Regions from separate parts of the Homo sapiens genome. Here regions 1 and 3 are each linked to region 2. A link is a loop called in an ENCODE intact Hi-C map of the cell type or tissue named here. Cell type or tissue: PC-9. All regions are shown on one strand. Links, peaks and the distances in the headings refer to the core of each region. The heading gives the core; the rest is flanking DNA.

Region 1 (7,571 bases), core at 940-5,939, 61 kb before region 2:
ACTGAACTTACAAGCTACTGTGCTCTTTAAAATAAGATTGTTTTCTATTGCTAATCAGACAAATGACAGTATCTTCAGCACAAATAATAAGCATCGCTCAGTCTACTTACTTTGAAACACATGATTTTCATCAGCTGCTTTTCTCTTCTTGGCAGAAGCCATAGTTTTATTTTTAAAATGCCCCCCTCCTCAGTCTCCTCAATGCTAGGCTAGGCTCCTCACTGCCTCCCGCAGGCTACGCTCCCAGTCCTTGCAGTAGCCTTATTCACCCCTGCCCCACCACCAGCCAAGCAGTGACCAGGACAAGGGACACAGCTAAGTTTGGCTTTCACCAGGGAAGTTCGTGAAATTAAACAGTAGGTTTTATCTCAAATCTAAACAAGCTGTATCCGGTCCCTGGTTAGTCACCACTGTACAGTTTTGTATAGTACAACTAGTTGAACTGGTAGGAAAAAAGCAGGGTCCCTGCAGAACACCCTCCAGCAAGGGTGGCCAACCCAAGCCAGGGCAAGAGCCAGTGCTCTCAGCTTCTGCCGCAGAGGGCTGCAGGACAAACCCTCCGAAGATGAGAATTCAGCACCACTGAGATGCTCCTTCCTCTTGCTAGGGAGCCAGAGTGCTCCTCATGTTTCTACGTTGCCAAACCCTTGTTAAAACAGTACTTCCAAAAGACTGGGTACTCAGAATCTCTATAGCAAAACAATATGCCATAGTTCGTGTCTACTCTAGAGACCACACACACACTGGAAAGGTGACACCGGTGATGCGCAGCACAGTGCCTTGCATGGGCTGCCTGTGCCCCAGGTTTTAAAGTGCTTTTTGGCCACATGCTCATTTGGAATGTCTTATTCACCATGAAAAAACTAGCTTACCATACTACAAAGGTTACAGAAATGATATTCTAGCACCATAACTCTGAGAAAATGATTTGGTTCTCAGGAACAAGTAAACAAGCAAGCAAGGCAGCCAGCTACATACTGAATGAACATGAGGCAAGGGACTTGTTTTGCTAAGGGCCCCGGCTGTAAACTTGTGCATGGTAATTCACATGCAAGGATACAGGGGTTACTGTCACTGATGTTGCAGTTGTCCAGGATCAACGGGATACCATCCAGCTCATTTACCTAGAGAGAAAGAAGATAAGTTTATACACTGAAAACAGCATGGCTATAGTCAGAGATTACAGATGACTTGTTCCTTTTGTGTTTTCTTACTCAATGTTATAATATTGTTTGCACTATTATCTGAAATATCTATATCAACCCAGAACTACATAAAACAGACATGTAAACAAAAAGTGATATTTTATTTTATTTTCACTGGACTTCAAAAAAAAATATTGGGGCAAGTAGGTAGCCATATAAAAAAGAATCTAAGTAGATCACTTCCTAACATTGTTCACCAGGATAAACTCCAGATAGATATGAGATCTAAACTTAAATAATAAAGAAAATCAGTACTAGAAAAAAACATGGGTGAATTCCTCTTCTAAGCTGGGAATAGGAAAAGCTTTCCTAACTATGATTCAATCCGGAAGCAACAGGGGAAAGGTTTTAAAATTTGACTATTTGTTTTTCAAGGCAAATGAGAACTGGGAAAATTATTTGTAAGGTATCACGGATTTGGAAGATATTTGCAAAGGATTAATATTTTAATATATAAAGAACTTGTAAAAATTTAAACACCACCAACAATACAATAGAAAAACAGGTGAGATACATGAAACATACATGGCACCGAAAATACAAATAAACTAAAAAGACATCAGAATATGTTCAAACGTGCTCATAAGAGGGAAGCAAATTATAATTATACACATTTCTTACCTGCCAGACTAACAAATAACCAAGTCTGACAACAAATGCTATTGGTAAGGCCACAAGGAAACAGACACTCTCATACACTGCTGGAGGGAAAATGGTACAACTCCCATGAAAGGGAACTGGGTGTAAGCAGCAAAATGACACATAACCCAGTAACCCCATTTCTAAAATTACAGATCAAAAGCACACTACCCCATGAAATAATGTGTGACACAAGGTTATTCACTACAGCATAGTTTATTTTGTTATTTTATTTTTTTGTAAAGATGAGGTCTCACTATGTTGCCCAGGCTGGTCTCAAACTCCCAGCCTCAAGTGATCCTCCTGCCTTGGTCTCCCAAAGCACTGGGATTATCGGCATGAGTGACTGTGCCTGGCCCAGTTCATTTTTTGCTGAGACATCATCACAAACTATAAAATTCACACTTTTAAAGTGTGCAATTTGGTGGTTTTCAGTATATTCACAGAGTTATATAACCATTAGCATGATCCAATTTTCCAACATTTTCCTCACCCCTAAAAGAAACTCCACACCCACTGGCAGTCACTCCTTATTCTTCCCTCCCCCCAGTCCTTGGCAACTATCCTTCTACTTCCTGTCTCTCTGGATTTGCCTATTCTGGACATTTCCTATAACGGAGTCAGAAAATCTGAACGACATGTAGCCTTTTGAACCTGGCTTCTTTCACTCAAGGTTCACCCATGTTGTGGCATGTCAGCGCTTCATTTCTTTTCACGGCTGAGTAACGTGAACAGTGCATTGTACGGATATGCCACATTGCATTTTTCCATTCACCCACTAATGGACATTTGTGTTATTTCCACCTCTAGGTTATCATGATAATGCTGCTCTGAATGTGCATGTACATGTTTTTGAGTGGATATAAGTATTCATTGTTCTTGGGTATATACCTAGGAGTCAAACTGCTAGATCATATGAGTTATAAACATTTGAGGAACAGCCAGACTGTTTTCACAGTGTTTACAGTATTTTACATTTTCACCCAGCAATTTATGAGGGTTCCAGCATCTCCACAATCTCATAAACACTTGCTATTGTCTGTCTTTTGTAGTAGGCATTCTAGTGTAAGTGAAGTGGTATGCCATTGTGGTTTTGATGCGCATTTCTGATGACTAATGATACTGGGTGCAGCACAACTTATTATGAAACAACTCAAGTCTCCACGAATGGGGGTTGCTTACATAAACTACGGTACAAACACAGTAGACTGCTATATGGCTGTGAATGTGAGTGGAGAAGATTGCTGATGGACTGCTGCGGGAGGATCGCCAGGAGATGTAGCCAGATTACAACATGTTAATAGCCTTATATGAGAATCTTGTGTGTGATAAAGGAGTATTTTTAAATACTCTGAACAAGAAACAATGGAAGGTTAAACCAAAAACAAATAATGGTTATCCACAGGGTAAAGAAGAGAATGGGGTGGAGGAAACAGGAATGGAGACTCTGTGAATGTGCCTTGTATAATTTTGACTTTGGAATCCTCTGTGTTTTATCTACTTTTAAAAAATTAAATTTAAAGTTATAAAAATTGAAAACATACAAATTAATCTAATGAAATATAAAATAAAGTTCTTTTCAGAATTAAACAGTATTTTGACTTTACATCCCTAGTGAGATATACATAACCTAAGATGATACAGAACCGCATAGAAGTGTTTAAACTGCATTCAGTCATCTGAACATGAACTATTCCAAACGCCATGTCCCGCTGAAAGAAACCAGATCTCCAGCTGATTCTAACACACAGGCTTGCTAGGAATCTATTAACGATCCTTATTTTACAAAGGCCAGGAAGAAGAGAAAAAATTAGTTGGTAACCATCTAATTTCTGTAATTTTTTCCAGGCACTGAAGGTGTGATGGGAAATGAACTACTATTTAGTAGACACCTGGCATATACTAGGCAATCAGATGCTTTAATGACTTCGTTTAATTCTGAAATGCTAGAGTAAGTATTATTGGTTCCCTTTTACAGATAAAAAAGTGAGGCTCAGAAGTCCCCTTCCTGTGGTCACTGACCTAATAAGTGCTATTCAAGGTGAGGTCTGGAGACCACTGTCAGTTTGTAGGAACAGACACTGAAGGGAGGGAGCTGAGAAACTGCCGACAATATGACAGCCATGCGGTGTCTGCTGAATCTTACGATGAAATTTGGGCTTGAATTCTTATGCCTTTTTTTAGATTTATTTTTCTAGTCATTCATTTTATACTATATCCTATCCAAATGTAGGTCCAGGATGGTTTGAGGGAAAGATAAGTGGCTCTTCACCACAGCTAGTTTAGGAAGCACTGGCATGGAGGGTTCGACCACTATAGAGAGTGGGTCTTGGAGGGGGGATCATGTGTTTGAGAAGCACAGAGAGAGTTTTATGGCCAAGTTGGTAATGACCCCACCTGAGACTGTATCCAAAGCTTCCCAAGGATGCCCTCACACCCCCACTTCTCCTCTGATAACCTGCCCCACGTCTACCAGCAGGATGGGGTACGTACGCATCCTGTACGTAAAGTAAAGTACGTACAGTAAAGTCTGCAAATGGGAAAGAAGAGATGCCAAATGCCTTTGCCTTGTGCTGACCGATATTGGGATGAAGATAAGGAGAAATCCAGAAAAGAAGCAAGGGCCCTATAAGTGTCACTGAGAGGAAAGAATCCAGCTCGTCCTCACCAGCTCTCCATAAATGTGTGATCCAAACCCTTCTGGAACATAGGTGCATCTCCACGCCAGATTGAGGTTGGTTTTCACGCTCATAGTTTGTTTGGCTAGAAGAACATATAGCATGGGGCTCACAAGAGAAGGCCTCCCTAAAGAAGTGGCATTTAGCTTAAGATGAGAAGAATGAACAGGAATTAAATAAGGCAAAGGGGACTGTGGGAGTGTTTTGGGCAGGGGGAAGAGTATGTGCAAAAGCTGGAAGATAAGATGAAACATGAAGCTCATGGAACTGGGAGGCAGTGCGGCATAGGGATTAAGAGTGGCCACTGTGGAGCCAGGCTGCTGGGGTCAAAGCCTGGCTATGAGATCTGTTGGCCTTGGGCAAGTCAAGAAACCCCTAAGACTTGGTTTCCTCCTCTGTAAAATGGGGATGATAGTGCCTTCTTCAAAGAGTAACTGTGAGTGTGTTTAGCACACAGTAAATACTCAATAAAGAGCACTGGGAGTGATAGCAGTAGTTGGTGACATTCACACTGTTAAATGCAATTAGTTCATTTAGGAACAAGGGGTTGGGCAGTAGCTCCTAAATGCATGACGAAACTGAATAATTACTTCAACAGGGCTGAATTTACACTTCTTCTCTGCATTAGGCAAAGTTTCAAATTTATTTTCAAAAACCAGGTTTTTTTTGATTAGTGAGAAATAAAAGTATTCGGGATTTATTATTCAATGCATGGAAAACACCTCACTTTCTACAAAAAAAAAGTAGAACTCTTGAGATATGCTAAATGGGTAAGATGTTCTTTGAAGGAAATGAAATCACACATTAAAAACTGAAATTTAAGCAGGCAATAAAGGTGAACTAAAGAGTTCTTAAAAATCATGGTTCCACTGGAGTTGTGTGTCAACTGAGGGTATGCGTTCCTGGATAAATATTTCTTATTCATACAGCTGCATTAGGAAAGGATACAAGGGAACCATTTATAGAAGTTCATTAAACGTTTACAACATAAATGACCTATTCTGGACAAGGATGACAGCGGCATTATGACAAATACACAATTACATACTTAAGAATGAACACAGGTTAAGGTCACTGGGAAAAGCAGACACCAATACAGCACCTTCAGGAAGGGTGACTGACGATACAATTTTGTTTTTACAAAGTCCAAGTTTACTGCTATAACTACAAGTGTCAAGCTAATGTTGGGGCAGGAGAGAAACAATTAAGTTTTCTTCTGTCAGCACTTCATTAAACAAGAAAGTTGTTTGTTTCTTTACTAACATGTTGGGAGTTGATTGTAGGCCCGTAATTAATGAGTCACAAGTTACAGTTCACACTGAGGAGCCAAGCTCAGTCAACACTTTCCCGTGGTAGTGCATCTCCAGGAGACAATAAGCCTGGCTTAAACAAATTAACATTTAGCCTCTGGAAATGAAGTGTAAACAGAGGACAACAAATAGATTTGGGAACTGTTCTTTCCCACATTAGCCAATAATGCCAGAGTAGGCACTCCGCTAAGGGTACAGGCCCAACTCTAATAACCAAGCTCCTTTGGGAAAACCTACTAGGTTGACAGAAAACAGAGCCTGTTAGCTGTGTGACCTTGGGGAGGTTTCTGAACTTCATTAAGTCTAAATTTTCTTACATGAAACAAGAGGGCCATACCCACCTCCCAGGTGTACAGTGAGGACTGTATGGGAAAGCATCCAGCATGGTGCCCAGCACATCATGAGACCACAGGAAATGGCAATGATTTGTAATATTATTTTCATTTGGCTCTGAGATTCTAAAGGTTTCCTTTACCATCCACATTTGAAAAGAGCTGGATATGGTAATCCTTCACCAACCACTAGCTGTCCTTCAGCAAAGTTTGAATATGGAAAGATCTACTTCTACAATCATAAGAAATTTGGTAGATATGGGGTTATTCTAAGTTAGTGTAATGTTGTTCTTGACTGTCTCATTAACTGGGTGTATGTCTGGATTTGTAATTTCCATCCATACTCTTTTGCTGGCTTTAGCCTTACACAGCAATTCTAAGTCTCACAAAAATATAGTACCATTGATCTTTGTGTTGCATTTGTTTCCATGGTGTTTTGTGCCACTTAGCAGTGGGCATTTCAGGCCTGAGCTGCTGCTTTTGTCCACAATGCCTGGGCAGCAACATATGGTGTGACTCAAGCAGAAGTAAAAAAGAAGTGGCTTGGGCATTGCAGACACTCTCTAGAGAGAAAACTCAGAGCCAAAGTCTGGCCAGTGCTCCTCAGCCTAGGCTACAACTTAGAATCACTTGGGGGAGGTTTTAAAAAGTGCCAGTGCTGTGGTCCCAACCCCAGAACAAATGAATCTGCATTTCTGCGCATCAGTGTTTTAGACAAACTCTCCAGGTGACTCTAACATACAGCCAAGGTGAAAACGCCTGATCTCCCCAAAGCCAAACAGCACCCACCAAGCCAACCTGTAAGACCTGCTCAGAAGAAACGCCTGAAACCTAACGCACTGCCCTCCACACACTATCCCCTTTGGTGCTTCGTTTTCTTTACTTCTAAAAGGCATTTTATTGAGGTATAATTTACAGAAACTGCCAAGTGCATCTGCACAGCCACAAACAAATCAAGACATGGGATGTTTCCATCACCCCCAAAAGCTCCTTGCGCAGCTCTGCAATCACTGCAGCTCACCTCGCCCCTGCCCCATCTCCTCTTAGGCATCTGTTTCTGTCATTACAGGTAAATTTTGTCCGTTCTATAACACAAATGGGTTTAATGAAAAGTGTTTTCCAATGTTTTCGAGATTCATCCACGTTGTTACATGTATCATTGATTTTTGTTTATTTCTAATTATGAATATACTACCATTTATTTATCCACTCATGTGTTGATGGCCACTGGGTTGATACCAGTTTTATCCGCAATGAATGGAGATGCTATGAACACATGCATCTGTATCTTTTCATGGGTGCATGTTTTCATTTTTTGGGTGGATACCTACGAATGAAATTGCTGGGTCATATGAAGTATATGTTCAACTTTATTAAGAACTGCCACAGTATTTTTCCAAAGTAGTT
Region 2 (7,571 bases), core at 1,114-6,113:
CATAAGCTCTCTGCCTGTTGTAAGGTTCCTCTATAAACAGCACACACGTGGATCCAATGTTACAAGCCAAGCAATGACAGAAAAGTCAGTGACAGGAGAACCCACTGCTCAGACATTTTCTGTTTCTTTTTTTTTAAACAGGGTCTCACACCCTCACCGAGGCTAGAACACAGTGGCACAATCACGGTGCACTGCAGCCTCGACCTCCTGGGCTCAAGCAATCCTCCTACCTTAGTCTCCCAAACAGCTGGGACTACAAACATGCATCAACATACTCAGCTAATTTTTAAATATTTTGTAGGGATGGAGTCTTATTATGTTGTCTGGCTGGTCTCCAACTTCTGAGCTCAAACAATCTCCCGCCTCAGCCTTCCAATGTGCTTGCTGGGTTTACAAGCTTGAGCCACTGCACCCGGCCCCCCAGACATTTTCAATACCCTGCCTGGAATTCCCCAATTAGACAGGCAGAGTTAGGTTCCTATAAAGAAGGAAAAACATGTATCTGGGAAAGAGAGTGAATTAAGCCATTATCATCCAGAAAGACCTTGGGAGATGGGTTTCATGAAAGACAAAACATCAAGGGAGGAGCAAGGACAAAAGTGGTGGTAACGGTGGTATAACTAAGAAGGGATGGAGGCTGCTACAGTAAAATTGAGTGATACCCAAATAAAGTGTTTCATATGTCACAGTTCTGCTGGTGATCAGTTTACGTATGTGTATCACACTAAACACTTATTAAGTAAAACCAAAAACAACAGCACACGTATACTGAAATATGCATCAGAATCAACAACCCATAACCTATTTACCCACAGAAACTGATTATAGGTAGAGTGTAAGTCAGGGGGTGAGCAGAGGGCAGAAGAGTATAGTGAGGAGCGTAGAAGAGAAAGTGTTTCTGCACAGGTCAACAGGGTACCTGTGACCTTGAGTTCTGAAGGCCAAGTTAAGGTCACTCAGGGAAAGTATGAAGGTTGGGAAGTCCACACAGTGCTAGTATAGGCTGAGAATATAGAAGCTGGCCCTGCCTGAGCACCAAGGGCCATGCCACCCCGGCCTATTTTACAGTTGCAAAAAGAAAAACACTAACACATATTAGTTAAGCATTTATTTATTTCTCTGCAGAGCAATCACTCGATCAATTATCCGAGTAACTGACAAGTCAGCCAGTACTGATGTACAAAACAGGTACTAATCCTCATTAAGAGCAACAACCTAAATAAAATCATTAGGAAATAGCCATAGACTTTTTTTTTCAGTTTTTCATGATTTAACAGACAAATACGCTGCTTGAAAACATTTCAGACAGGAGGAAATAATAAAGGAGTTAATAATTTGCCTGTTCTTGGCTCCTTGCAACTAGATACAAAAAGGGTGGAAAATAGTACACCCCACCAAAAAACCCACTAAAAATTGATCATGTTATGAATGTTTAACAACTGTAAATTCAGTCTTAAATTTTATTTAAGATTAATGAAAAAACCGCATTCAGATCTACGAAGCCTAAACCTAGGATTTAAAAAATATTTTTTAATTACTTGCAAATATTATACAATACAGATGTTCTTATAATCTAAAATATATATGATTTGGATCAAATAAAACGATGGCAAATTACAGTAAATTAGAATATATTCAAACATAAAAAAAGACTTTCAAAAATACAGAACTCAGAATTTAAAGGAACATTAATTTTCATTTGAAAAGTTATCTATTTTTACTAGTCTTTGTAAATTTAGTCAGAAAATTGTATAGTAATATTTACACTCCTTGAAAAGAACTGTCTTACTTGCTGTGTATCTTCAGAACCTAAAAGTGCACTTGATATGTAGTAAACATTCAACATTCAATTTATTTTACAAATAAATTGTCATTCAAGAAAAATTAGAAAAATTTACTGAATGCCTACTATGTGCCAGGTACAATTTAGATGCTGGGAGTAACATGATGAGCAACACAAAGTTAACGAAAAATGTATTACAAAGATTATTTTATGTATATAAATGAACCTGCCTTCAAAATTGAGAACTGAAGGGGCCAAATAAAGTTTGTCTTTACATGTTGAACTTTTTCATACAGTACAGACTTACTTTAAAATTAAGGTATGCTTATAGTAAAAGATTTATAGGCACATATATTTGACATGGGATCATCAAGTATGTGACTGCTGGGAATATTTTAAATCAGGGAGGAGGAAGGAGGAGGAGAAGAAACTGAATAGCAGTTCCATAACCTTTAGCAGAACGGATATATGGCCCATCCTAGTCAATACAATTTCCTTGGCGGGCGGAAGGTAGATAAACTAGATCATCTGTCTGTCCGATTTGAAAAATGCACTTAGCTTTATGAAATAAACGTTTGGTTTTTCTTCTAATAAAGATTCACTTAAAGAGGTTATGACAATAGTGAAAAGAAGAAGAATAGGGAAGAAAAAGGTAAACCATACATTCCTTATTCTAACAAAGAAGAAGCTGAAGAATGCTTTCTTCATGTTTATAGCATTAGTATCTTTGTGCTTCTTACAATAGAAACCAAAACAGAATCTCCATTTAGGTCCACAAAAGTTTAGAAGTAAACTAATCACTACAGTTGTAGCAAGGAAATACTACACAAGTCGAGAACAAAAAAACAAGGTAAGAATAGAAGTCAGTAAGGATTTGACACCTCCCTACCATGACGAGGTAAAGGGAAGTCTAGCAATTCCTTTACAATTCAGGAAACACTACATCTATCACGTGTACAGACTTAAGCATTAAAGACTCATGAGAATTTGGGATAAAATACATTTCTGTGCAGATTTTCAATCTGAGGCAACGTACCTTGATTCTCTTAAATCTTGCCCAAAGACAAGTATCTCAAAGAAAGATGACCATCCTTCCAGTTGATACCATGCTCCTGGCAGTCCAGTGCCTGTCCTTAGAGAGAAATGCTCCTGGCACAGCCAGCCCAGAGGACACATCACCCCCCTGTTCCTTTCTGACAGGCCTCACCACACGGACTTTTGCTACAGCTCCTAGTGGACATGTGTCATTCCACCACTAAAGCGACTGTCTTCTCCAGAGCATGCAGCACACGGCAATTCTCACTCAGCAAGTGCTAGCTGAGTTAAATCACACTTGGTCTCGGGGCCTTGGTTTCTTCATTTAGAAAATGATGGTGGAAATATCTTTTCAGCCCTTTCCACAGAGGTATCATAAGGCTCCAACAAACTAAAGCAGATGAAAAGAGCTCTGGAAAATGGAAAGTGCCACACAAGTGTAAGAGGGCCATCCAGCAGGTGGGCACCATACTCACTGCAATGGATGAAGTTACACAGACAACACAGACACAGTTGGGCTTGAAAGAGTCTTGCTCAAAATTCAGAGGAATCAGGCAGTACACAAAGATTTTAGGAAAATCTGTGTCATGAGTAGTTTTGAGATTCTGATTCAAAGAGGCAAGCATGGTCCCCAGATGATGCCAGAATGGAAGCTCCACAGAAGATATTAATACCTTGCCTGAATTACCCGTCAAAGGATCCCCAAGCCAGCAAACATTCGTATTTGATGAATGGGTGAATCAGAAACAAGGATAAGAGGACCCCCAAGAGCTCCCAACTTCAACCAGGAGGGAGTCTAAGGGGCCTGGCTGGCCTAGGAGACGCAGACTGACCAGCCTCCAGCCTGAAGTCCTGCAGGAAGTCTATTTTAAACCCTTTTCTCCAACCTTTTGGCAAGTTCTCACCATGGGGCAGGAAGTGAGCACAGGCCTGGGAACTCAATAGGCAAACAAATCCAAATTCTACCCTGGGCTCTGCACCTAACTGGATGGCCTCTCCTTAAAATGTGGTTACCAGAACCTGCTTTGCAAGGCTGATGCAAAGATTAAAGTTGATAATATATGTAATTCACTAAGCACAATGCAAGGACATAGTAAACACTAAACAATAAATCATCAGTCCCTTTTGTCTTCTGGGCAAAGGAGGAACCCAAATTAGGCTAGATGATACGAAATCCCTCCCAACTCAGATCTTTAGTCTTGGAGCAGAGACAGAGCCAAATTTCCCTTAAAGCCCTAGCTGGGTTAGAAGTGAGACAATCCATCAAGACAAAACACTGAGAATTACTGGTCCCGTGATAAAGACCTGCTACATAACCATCCATTCCATTTTCCCAAAACTATAACCAAAGTCATCTGAGTGCGAGTGAATTCCATCCCTTGAGGCAACAATGAGCAAGGCAAATATCTGTAACACCCAGCTGGAACAAGGATTTGGCTACAAGAATAAAGAACACTCTAGCACATCCAGAACAAGATTTCGGCGTTGTGTCGGTCTTTGGAAGGAGGAAAAAAATCCCAGAGGTAATGCTTTCAGGTTCAGGCCTTTTGTTGACACACGTAAGAAACTGAGAGAAACAGAGGGCATTTGAGTTGATACTCAAAGAATGAACTCCTTCATACCCTCTAAACTGTTTGCTGAGAAATCAGCAGTGCTATTAGCAACTGCACAAGTGACAGGACACACCATCGACTTCCTGTGCGCCCCAGTGACCTCTGCACAGCAGCACTTGGGCACACTCCATATTTACTTATGGTGCAATCTGATCCTGACTTCAGTGAGTTATTTCGCAAGCCTTTTAAGGGTTACTGCATTTTGTTCCTATAAGAGGCCAGTCCAAATTAGCAACAAAAGAATAGTTAAACACAAGAAAAACCACCTCTTTTGTGCTCAAGAAAGGCAGTCCTGGTCATTAAAAAGGTAAAGTGCTTTATTCGCTATCAACTTTCTTTTGCAAAAATCAGTCCAGTAATTTCCCAAGGGGGGAATCAGTAGTCTCACTCTCCTGAAGATGAGGATTGCCAAAATGGTGCGCCCATATACTAAAAGTGCAAGTTGTCTAGCGTTTGGTTCTGCGCCATGTCTCACAGGAATTATTCCAGCTATCAACGGCTACATAACAAATTACCCTAACATTTAGCATCCTAAAGCGGCCGTTTTATTTTCAATCTTTCTCCCCGCTTTTGTTTTTCAGACTAGATGATTTCTACTGATGTATCTTAAAGTGTACTGGCTCTTTCCTCTGTGATCTTTCTTGAGGTTAAGCACATTCGGTATTTTTTTTTTTTTATTTTAGATACTGTATTTTTCAGTTCTAGGATTTCCATTTGGTTCTTTTTTATAGTTTCTATTTCTCTGCTGAGATATCCCACCTTTTCACTCTTATGAAGCGTATCTCCTTTACATCCTTGAGCACGGTTACATTTGGTACTTTAAAATCCTTGTCTGCTAAGCCCAGTATCTGTGTCCTCTCACAGTCAGTCTCCGCTGATCATCTTTTCAATTGAGAACAGGTCACATTTTCCTGAACGTCAAGCAATTGTAAACTGTATCCTGGACATTACAGGATACATTATGCTGTGGCAATTCTGGATTATATTATATTCCTCTAAAGAGTGTTGATTTTTTTTTTTAGAGGGCAATTATTAATTATCTACAGTGTAAGTTGGACTTAATACTATAAACTCTAGGGTGGGAGCTCAAATCTCAATACAATGACTTCATCCTTAGCTTAGCTGCCTGGAGCCTGCCCCACACGTGTGATTCAGCCATTAGCAGAGATTTAGGTAGCTGACACCCAGAGTTTGGGGTCTGTTTTCTACTTTCCACAATTCCCCCCTCACTTTCCAATGCCATGGTTGCCCTCAAACTGTTCTTTGATTCTTCAAGCTAGAAAGACGGAAGATTTTGTAACTGACTTTTCACTGCCCTGCATGCCACACACTGTGTCATTCCCTTCTTCCAAGCATCAATTTCACTCCAGAATCTGCCCGTTTGTGTCAAATTCGAGTGTCTTCACATGGCTATTTTTTGTCCAAAGTTTATAATTGCTATTTGAAGAAGGATCAGTCCAACAGTAACTGACTGGGCTACTAACTGAAGCAGGACCTATATCCCTTATTTTTTTTTTCTATTTTTTACTTTTTCTCATAATACTATGGGTCATAAATTCAGGAAGGACTATGCCCAGTAGGGGGGCCCTGATCTATGTGGCATCAGCTGGGCAAGTAAGAAACTGAGGATGGATCTACTCCCAAGATGGTTTCTCGCACACATCTCATGCCTTGATGTTCCTTCACCAGACCTTTCCTCTCTCCTCATTGTATCTTATCTTCCAGGGCTTTTCCATGTGTATTCAGCAACTCGCAGCAAGGTGATCTCTGGGAATCTATACTTCTTACATAGTGACGGGCTTCTAAGAAGCCAGAAATAGAATCAGCTAGACCAGTTAAGGGCTATGCTACAAATGGTATAGGATCACATATTTGATTGCTCACAGCAGCCACAGGGCCTGCCCAGATTCAAGTGGATGGAGAAATAGATGCCAACCCTCGACAGGGGAGTGGCAAAGTCATACTGCAGACACACATGTACAATGCAAGACATTCTGCCACCATCTTAGAAAAATATAATCTGGCAGAAATTTAATTAATATTTAACTAAGCAAATCAAATGCCACCCGAAGTAAAACTCCAGAAAAATACAGAAAGGCGAGATCAATCTGAAGCATGTGGTCCAACTGCCCTGAGATCTTTCTTACCATTCTCTCACATTCTCAATATAACTACCTTTAAGCTCTTCTGCACATAAGAGGTTTCTAAAAGCAGCCTACTAGGTCCTCAAAGACTTCATACTTAAATATTATATTCCTTTTATATCCATTTTAAAACATCTAGAAGAAAAGGCTTATGATGCTATCGTCCATAAACATAGGATATAGATCTAAGCTTTGTTTTTTAAGATAATAGGCAATAATAACTAGTGTTTATTAAATATCTACTGTGTGTTAGAAATTTGTCTAGGCTCCAAAGAGCCTATATATTAACATATACATATATATATATACACACACACACACACGTGTGTGTGTGTATATATATGTGTGTGTGTGTGTGTGTGTGTGTGTGTGTGTGTGTGTGTATTCATATAAAATATATATCTCTCTATCCAAGCTACTTTCTAAGCACCTCAAGCTTTCACTCCAAAAGAGTGAATGTCTTCCAAGGACTATATTCTAAATGAAGCCATACATGTATAATACATACTAAGAAATCCTCTTACCTTGTCTTGGTTATCTTTATTCTTGTAACACAGATTTCCAATCAGACGAATGAGATGAGACTTAAACCCATTGGCCACATTGGAGATGTCACCTTCTGCTCTCACGCAACCACAATTACTGAAGATGTTTGTGGTTTCTTTTCCAGCTACATGAATCACCCGCAAAAGATCTATAACCAAAAGAGTAAACTTCATTTTCCACAGAAAAGTAACTTTTAGTATGTTGTACTAATAGTTTTCCATAGACAAATCTAATTTATTGTAATAGGCTAAAGGTAGAGCACAGAAAGCTTTATTTAAATAATGATTACAAGGCTCTTCTGCCTTTGCTTCAAAAAATGATTAGAAGGCTCTTCTGCCTTTGCTTTAAATTTTTTGACTCTAGTTTTGGGGAGATAAGCCATAATGACTACCCCAACTCAGAGTTTCTATTTATCTACAAAAAAAGTTAGCTAAAAGTTTGCTAGCATCC
Region 3 (7,571 bases), core at 1,282-6,281, 98 kb after region 2:
TGTGTCTCCCTTTGCTGACACCTACACAGTCTGTAATTATTCAGTGGAGTCACTTATTTCCTTGTTTGTTGCCTGTCTGTCCTAAAACATATGCTTCATGAGGGTACGAACGTTGTCTGTCCAGCTTGTGGTTCTATTCTTGGCACCAAGCCTGGTACCTGGCTGTGTGGACTCAGGGCACACATGTGAAACCCCTCGTTTTCCTACCTGCTGGCTGTGGAACATCAGGCAGGTCAAAGTCACTCCATCTCACTGAGCCCCAAGTTCCTCACCTGCAAAATGAGAATAAAGGGGTGTTGGCACAAGGATGAATGAGATAACACAGCCACAAAGCACTTGGCACAGTGGTCACACATAGAAAATGCATTTCCAGGCCGAGTGTGGTGGCTCACACCTGTAATTCCAGCACTTTGGGAGGCTGAGGCAGGCGGATCACAAGGCCAGGAGTTCAAGACCAGCCTGGCCAACATGGTGAAACCCTGTCTCTACTAAAAACACAAAAATTAGCCAGGCCTGGTAGCACGTGCCTGTAGTCCCAGCTACTCAGGAGGCTGAGGCAGGAGAATCGCTTGAACCTGGGAAGCAGAGGTTGCAGTGAGCCAAGATTGTGGCACTGCACCCCAGCCTGAGCAACAGAGCTCAAAAAAAAAGAAGAAAGAAGGAAGGAAGGAAAGAAGGAAGAAAGAAAGAAAGAAAGAGAGAGAGAAAGAAAGAAAAAGAAAGAAAGAGAAAGAAAGAAAGAAAGAAAGAAAGAAAGAAAGAAAGAAAGAAAGAAAGAAAGAAAGAAAGAAAAGAAAGAAAGAAAGAAAAGAAAAGAAAGAAAATGCATTTCTAGGTAGGGGAGCACAGCGCTCTGGGCGTCCATGCCTGCGCCCTGCCCTGTTCCTTTGTGAACTACAAGGCAGAGCCATCTGCCAGAAAAGATGTCACCCATTTGGAATACATGCTGGGAAGAGGAGGAGGCTGAGAGCATGGGGTGAGCAGCTGCCTCTGAGTACCATGGCTTTGCAGGCACCAAACATCCTTGGTGTGGGCTCTCTCCCACCAGAGTGTGGAGGCTAGCATGGGATGGCGGAGACAGGTGCTGTGTAAATCCCTGGCTTGAGTGCTGCGGATGAGCAGGGCGGAAGGACAAAAGGGCCAGGCATGTGAGGGCGCTGGCAAGAGTGTGGCTGGGATGATGTCCCCTGTGGTCCGGAGGCCCAGAGATGGGGACCCGGGGTGGCTGGTGTCCACAGGAAAGTGCAGGGAGCTGAGATCAGGACGAGGTCAGGGGGTGTGGTGGGACGGAGGCGTGAGAGGCCTGGCGGCGTCGGAAGTGGTCAGGGAGCGGGATCTCGGAGTGCAGTTGGAACCTTCAAGTGATGACAGGGCCCAGGGCGTGGGTGGCCACAGTGAGCGGAGGTGAAGGTCACTGCCCAGCAGGTGTGGGAAGGGCAGCCCAGCACTGGCAGCCCCCCGAGGCTTTGCGTGCATGGTTCCTGGGTTCCATGCGTCCCCCGATGACTCACAGGTGTGCTTCTGTGGCCCTTAGTTCTCACCCTCACTTCCTGCTTCTGTCTACCCTGTGAGCAGCGTCTCACCACCACCAAACATTGCTGAACAGGACTTATTTTCTTTATACCAAATCCTTCCCTTTTTTAACCACCCTATCATTGTCTTCCCAAGCCCCCAATTTTTATGTCACTCATTTCCTCCTCTTCTTCGCTGGTTTGGCTCCTCCCCACCCCCAGTCTATTACAAATCCTCATGAATTATTTTGTCCATAACATTTCTAAGCTAAGTGTCCTTCTTTCCAATTTCAGAGCTAAAACCATGCCCAGGAACTGGCGTCCCAAATCTAAACAGTGAGGCTTGAGAAGCGGGCTGGATTCCACGGTGCGCAAGTGTGCAGAGGACATAAGCCGAGAAGAGGCCCTTGGAGAGGACAGAAATAACAACATCGTAGGCAGACAGTTGTGGGTTCTGCCAGTCACGCTTTCGCACAAGTCACAGCACTCAGCCTCAGTAAGCAGAGGAAAATAACAGAAAACAAAGTTGGAAAGCATGGCTGAGGAGAGGGAGATAAACCGAGATAAATCGTGAAGAGTGGTTGAAATAAGCTACCGACAGGCTTGACCCGCAGCAGGTGCCTGATTCTGCTGGTTCCCAGTCCAGCCCCAGCTCAGGTGCACAAGGCGTCCGGGGGACTGCCAGCACTGCACAGCCCTTTCCATACCTCCTGGATGGTGACCTTTACCTCCGTTCCACCGTGGCCACCCATACCCTGGGCCTTTGTCATCTCTCGAAGGTTCCAACTGCACTCTGAAATCCCACTCCCTGACTGCAGCTTCCAAAGCTGCCAGGAAACTGCCAGCTTCCAGGCCAGCCACTCAACAGCCTCCAAGACTCACTTTCCTCATCTATAAAATGGGGTTTCTAATATCTGCTTTGCCCAGCACACAGAGCTGCTGGGAGAATCAAATATGATTATGTATATGAAGATACTTCACGAATGATGACATTCTAGTAAGCTAGCAAATAGTTGTCCCAGCCATACCCACTGCCAAATGGGCCACTCAGGAGATCCAAGGAGATCACTCTGCCGCGAATGCTATTTTATTCATATCATTCAGGACCTTCATGGTGGAGGCTTGTTGACATTGGCTTGTGGTTGAGAGGAGCTCCGGAGTCAAGCCGTCTGTGTCCAGATCCCTGCCTCAAGTGCTACCAGCCATGTGAGCTGAGTGCATTATATAACTTCAGCATGACTCAGCGTCCACTTCTGAAAGATGGGATGGACGATGGTGACAGGGTCATCCCATTGGGTCATTGTGAGCATTCAACGAGAGGGCATAGGACAGTGGCTGGTAAGTGCTCATAAACCGTTAGCCGGCCGGGCACGGTGGCTCACGCCTGTAATCCCAGCACTTTGGGAGGCCAAGGCGGGTGGATCACCTGAGGTCAGGAGTTCGAGACCAGCCTGGCCAACATGGTGAAACCTCGTCTCTACTAAAAATACAAAAATTAGCCAGGTGTGGTGGTGGGCACCTGTAATCCCAGCTACTTGGGAGGCTGAGGCAGGAGAATCCCTTGAACCCAGGAGGCGGAGGTTGCAGTCAGCCAATATCACACCATTGCACTCCAGCCTGGGTTACAGAGTGAGACGCCATCTCAAAAAAAAGAATAAAAAAACCTGTTAGCCATTATTATGATCACACTGTTCACAAGTTCACCCCACTACCAAAAAATGGCCACATTCCACCCACTCCCCACCAACCAAAGGCACAAGCACCTCTGTCATCTGCTCTCTCAGGATGGTCACACATCTCGATGGCCTGGACCATGAGCCAAGGGTGGACGTTCATCCAGAATGGCCCTCGCTTTCCAACTTTGTTTTGTTATTTTTGTGCTGTATAAAAACCCCACTGCTGCAGACACTACTGCCCAAACAAACTGTTGAGTAATTAATGGTTTGACCATTTTTCAACCTCGGCTTCTAGGAGAGGAGACATTTGTACACGACCTGGGATGTCAGGAAACAAGACCAAGGGCTTGAAGAGGGTTGGGGCAGGTCTCCCGGCTGCCCCTCTGCAGCCAAAAGCCTCTCATTGCTCCCCAGATGTCTGTTTCTGCCCCCAAGCATAGCCCATGCCTTGCCCCGCACCTGGGAGGCTCTCTAGCCTCTCCCCGTGGGCCCTGCCAAGGCCTCCCTCCAATGCAATGCGAGTTGCCACTGCCCTCAGGCCCTCTCCAAGTTAGAACCCCACACCCAGCCCACATTTACCCTGTGCGTGGACACACACCTCCTTGCTTTCTTTACCTTTATGATGAGCGCAGTGATTGGTTTTGAACACGTTTCCTCGTCAGGGTTGTGTATGTTGTAAAGCTGTCTTGTGGCCGGGCGCGGTGTGGTGTAGGGTGTTAAAGTGGGGAGATACTCGCTCACAACCTGGAGCGTGAGAGGGCGACAGGCAGGGGACCGCAGAAGGGAAGGGGGGCGCATTGCGGAGGCGGGGGCGGGGCGGAAAGAGGCCAGGGGCCGTTCAGCAGGTTAGCATGGAGCAGGGTGAGACAGTGCTGGAGGAGGAAACGCGCCCGGCGAGGAGCCGCCGCGTCCCGGCCCTGCCAGCCGCCATTCGAGGCCGCGCACCGCCACCTGCTGGGCGCCCGGGGAGGTGCCGCCTAGCCGCACGTGGGTCCCAGGGCAGGCGCCACGCAGCAGCGGAGTCCACCTGGGCAGGTGCGGATCCCCGGGCTCGCCTCCCCACCTCGGAGGGAAGAGCCTGACTGAGGACTCTGGGTCCCAGTCCCAGCTCAGACACCGGCTGAGAGGCTTCCGTGACGGTCAGGTCGGGAGAGGGCTCTCCTGCCTGCCGCACGTCCTGTGAGTCCGTTTGTTCCTCTGCCGGCCCCAGCCCCACCGCAAGCCCCCTGCCTCCGCTGCTCTGCCCACCCTCCCTGGGCACTGGAGTGGGCCCTGAGGAACGGCAGAGGCCCATCTGCAAAGCTCTGAATACCTCTCCCAACCGCAGATTAAATGGCACCCACGGAGGCCAAGCTCTCAGCAAGCACCGCGCTTGACTGCTCCTCTGGGTGCCCAGAAGACCATCGGTCGGTCTGTTCTTCCGAGGAAAGAGGCCCGGACCTTGATTCAGGATCCTCGCCCGGTCTAAACATACACACTTTGGGGACTGGGAGCTGAGCGGTTCTTCTAGAAAGGTCTCCTTGTTCCTTAGTCAAAATACAGGTTTGCCCCGTTTGTTCTTGCTCAGCCTTCTGAAACAATCAGAATAACTTTTTTCGTACGATGCCTACAAACAGCTTTAATGTTCCCTGTAAATATTCATTCCGAGCTAAGTGTGCCCAACTTCCTGCATTCTTTAGAGCAGTGGACAATTTCAACCGAGGACGATTTTGCCCTGCAGGGGACATTTGGCAATGTCTGGAGAACTTTTGGTGATCTACCCGGAGGAGGGAGACCACTCCTGGCGTCTGGTGGGGAGAGGCCCCCGTGCTGCTAAGCATCCTAAGGTACATGGCGTAGCACCTCCATCCCGCCACACGCACAACAAAGAATTGTCCCACCCAAAAGTCAACAGTGCTGAGGTTGAGAAGTCCTGCTTGAGAGTTCTGAGGTTTTTTTGGTTTTTTTGTTTGTTTTTGAGACGGAATCTCGCTCTATCACCCAGGCCGGAGTGCAGTGGTGCAATCTCAGCTCACTGCAACCTGTGCCTCCCAGGTTCAGGCAATTCTCCTGTCTCGGCCTCCCGAGCAGCTGGGATTACGGGCATGCGCCACCACCCCCGGCTAATTTTTGTATTTTTAGTAGAGTGGGGGTTTCACCATGTTGGCCAGGCTGGTCTCGAACTCCTGGGCTCAAGTGATCTGCCCACCTCGGCCTCCCAAAGCGCTGGGATTACAGGCTTGAGCCATCGCAACCGGCCTCTGCTTGAGAGTTCTGAGTCTTCTCAAGGTTCTGGTCCCTTCTGTAGATACTCTTCATGCATTCATGTTTCTATCGCCACGGGGTACCAACTCCAGGCCAGCTCCCACCAGCCTGGACATCGTAAGTTCTAGACACCAGGCGTCTCTCAGTGGAGCCTAACAATTACATCAGCCTTCTTAGCAATGCTTTGCTCATATGATCAGTATATCTTTTTTTTTTTTTTCCGAGATGGAGTCTCACTCTGTCACCCAGGCTAGAGTGCAGTGGCGGGATCTCAGCTCACTGCAACCTTTGCTTCCCAGGTTCAAGTGATTCTCCTGCCTCAGCCTCCCGAGTAGCTAGGATTACAGGCGCATCCCTCCATGCCTGGCTAATTTTTTGTATTTTTAGTAGAGACAAGGTTTCACCATGCTGGCCAGGCTGGTCTCAAACTCCTGACCTCGTGATCTGCCCCCTCCTCGGCCTCCCAAAGTGCTGGGATTACAGGCGTGAGCCACCGCGCCCGGCCGATCTGTATGTCTTTAATCAGTGTTACGGGCCAGGTGCGGTGGCTCATGCCTGGAATCCTAACATTTTAGGAGGCCAAGGTGGGCAGATTGCTTGAGCCCAGGAGTTCAAGAGCAGCTTGCACAACATGGTGAAACCCCATCTCTATGAAAAATTAGCTGGGCATGGTGATGTACACCTGTAGTCCCAGCTACTTGGGCGGCTAAGGTGGGAGGATCGCTTGAGCCTGGGAGGTCAAGGTCGCAGTGAGTCATGATAGCGCCACTGCACTCCAGCCTGGGCGACAGAGCGAGACCTGTCTCAAAAAAAAAAAAAAAAAAAAAAAAAAAAATCAGTGTTTTGAACAGAGAACTTAGAGGCTTAAATATGCATGTGATTAAATAAAAGACATATATTACCTAGAAAAAACAGGTATTATTCTCACACAGAAAAACGTTGGGTAAAATAAACATTCCTATTGGATGGATTCAATTTTAAATGATTCCTCTTATACAAATTTTGTTTCAACCATTCCTCTTAACAAAGAAATGGCGAAGCCCTCCTAAAGCCCTCCAGAACAGACTGAACAAAGGAAAAAAGATGCTTGTCAACTCAAATATGAAAGGCCTGCTCCAAGCTCCCCTAATTATATCTTGGAAGGGAAGCTTTGTCCTATTGACATTCGGGATCATTTTTCACAAGCTCAGGTTACTCCCTTGAAGATTTTTAGGAAGTTTCATGATATGGAGACATTGTTGAAAAATTGGCTGCTTGACTTCTGCCAGCAATCAGATACAGAGATCAAATCTGTTTCTGCCCACTTAGCTTAGAGCATTTCTGGTTATCTTGGGCAAAATGAGTTTGCAACTTTTAACTCAGACTTCTAAGAAGTCAGACGGTTTCACCCACTTTTTGTGTGTGTGGTTTTTTTTTTTACAAAGGATCTCTGAGGAAACTTGGCTGAAGGTGTGGGTTGATCTCTAATATCTGACATATTCTGCATTTGTAAATACCAGAGTACTTAAGAAGCAACAAAAATGGTTTTTATTTTATAAAGTGGAAGAAAAGATCCGAGGAAATACAACTCCTTTCATCAGACCCTTAGATCTTTCCTTTAAAACATAAAATTCTAAAGTAAATTGTGGGTTACTCTTGCCCTGTCCTGAATTCTAAGAGTTTGGCTGCTTAAAATATCATTAAAACATAATGAAATAAAGCTGACGTGGCCATGCTGCAGATTGATTGATGCATATCTGTTTATATGCTAATGAAAACTTTTGAGGAGCATATTTTTATATGGGGTCAAGATACTGAGCAGACCTCCTGTTTCTGGGCTGGGTCTTCATTCCTGGGAAAAGGAGTGTCTAGCAAATAGAAATATATTATAAATCACATTTTTAGCGAGAATGACAAAGCTTAGCAACCCTTGCCTTAGGGAACCTGTCCAATTTGTCAGTTAAAATTCAGCCTTCTGATATAAAACGAGCCCATTCATGTTGTGTGCGGGCTAATTCCTCGTGGAAAGAATCTGTTTGAGAGCTGTCAGCAGTGCAGAGAATGGGAGTAATACCAGGTAGAATGTGGGATCTCTGTGCAGGAGGCTTTGTGTCACTTCCTCAGTTTACCGCCTGTCCCTAAATCACTCACCCATGCAGGA

Evidence for each region. A loop is a pair of places that touch in the nucleus more often than their neighbours do. Peaks named below come from ENCODE experiments on the same cell type or tissue, not always from the same donor. Only the 100,000 strongest peaks of a DNase experiment are listed, where the experiment ranks them.
Region 1: a loop joins it to region 2, with 7 times the contacts of the local background. A loop is called at or near these places in 3 of 110 quality-filtered maps.
Region 3: it touches region 2 in a loop (7-fold over the local background); 4 of 110 quality-filtered maps call a loop at or near these places.

The regions. Positions count from the first base shown.
Region 1 is chr22:45,800,512-45,808,082 of GRCh38, reverse strand. It overlaps ATXN10 (ataxin 10), which reads right to left. Exons shown (of 12, transcript NM_013236.4): 10 at 1,061-1,124. Among named protein-coding and RNA genes, the nearest start is that of MIR4762, 44 kb to the right of the region's middle. In PC-9, for the core only: no CTCF peak of the experiment used is centred there; a DNase peak (open chromatin) is centred at 2,962; H3K27ac peaks cover 1,645 bases.
Region 2 is chr22:45,740,067-45,747,637 of GRCh38, reverse strand. ATXN10 (ataxin 10) reads right to left here. Exons shown (of 12, transcript NM_013236.4): 9 at 7,100-7,269. Among named protein-coding and RNA genes, the nearest start is that of MIR4762, 17 kb to the left of the region's middle. In PC-9, for the core only: no CTCF peak of the experiment used is centred there; DNase peaks (open chromatin) are centred at 3,807 and 4,557; H3K4me3 peaks cover 3,451 bases; H3K27ac peaks cover 4,574 bases.
Region 3 is chr22:45,642,340-45,649,910 of GRCh38, reverse strand. LOC105373069 (a long non-coding RNA gene) reads right to left here. Exons shown (of 3, transcript XR_001755590.2): 2 at 208-272. LOC105373068 (a long non-coding RNA gene) reads left to right here. Exons shown (of 3, transcript XR_938309.4): 3 at 1,806-2,357. Among named protein-coding and RNA genes, the nearest start is that of ATXN10, 26 kb to the left of the region's middle. RefSeq lists an enhancer at 724-1,224 and silencers at 3,874-3,943, 3,954-4,243. In PC-9, for the core only: CTCF peaks have their summits at 3,963 and 4,163 (motif pointing left); no DNase peak of the experiment used is centred there.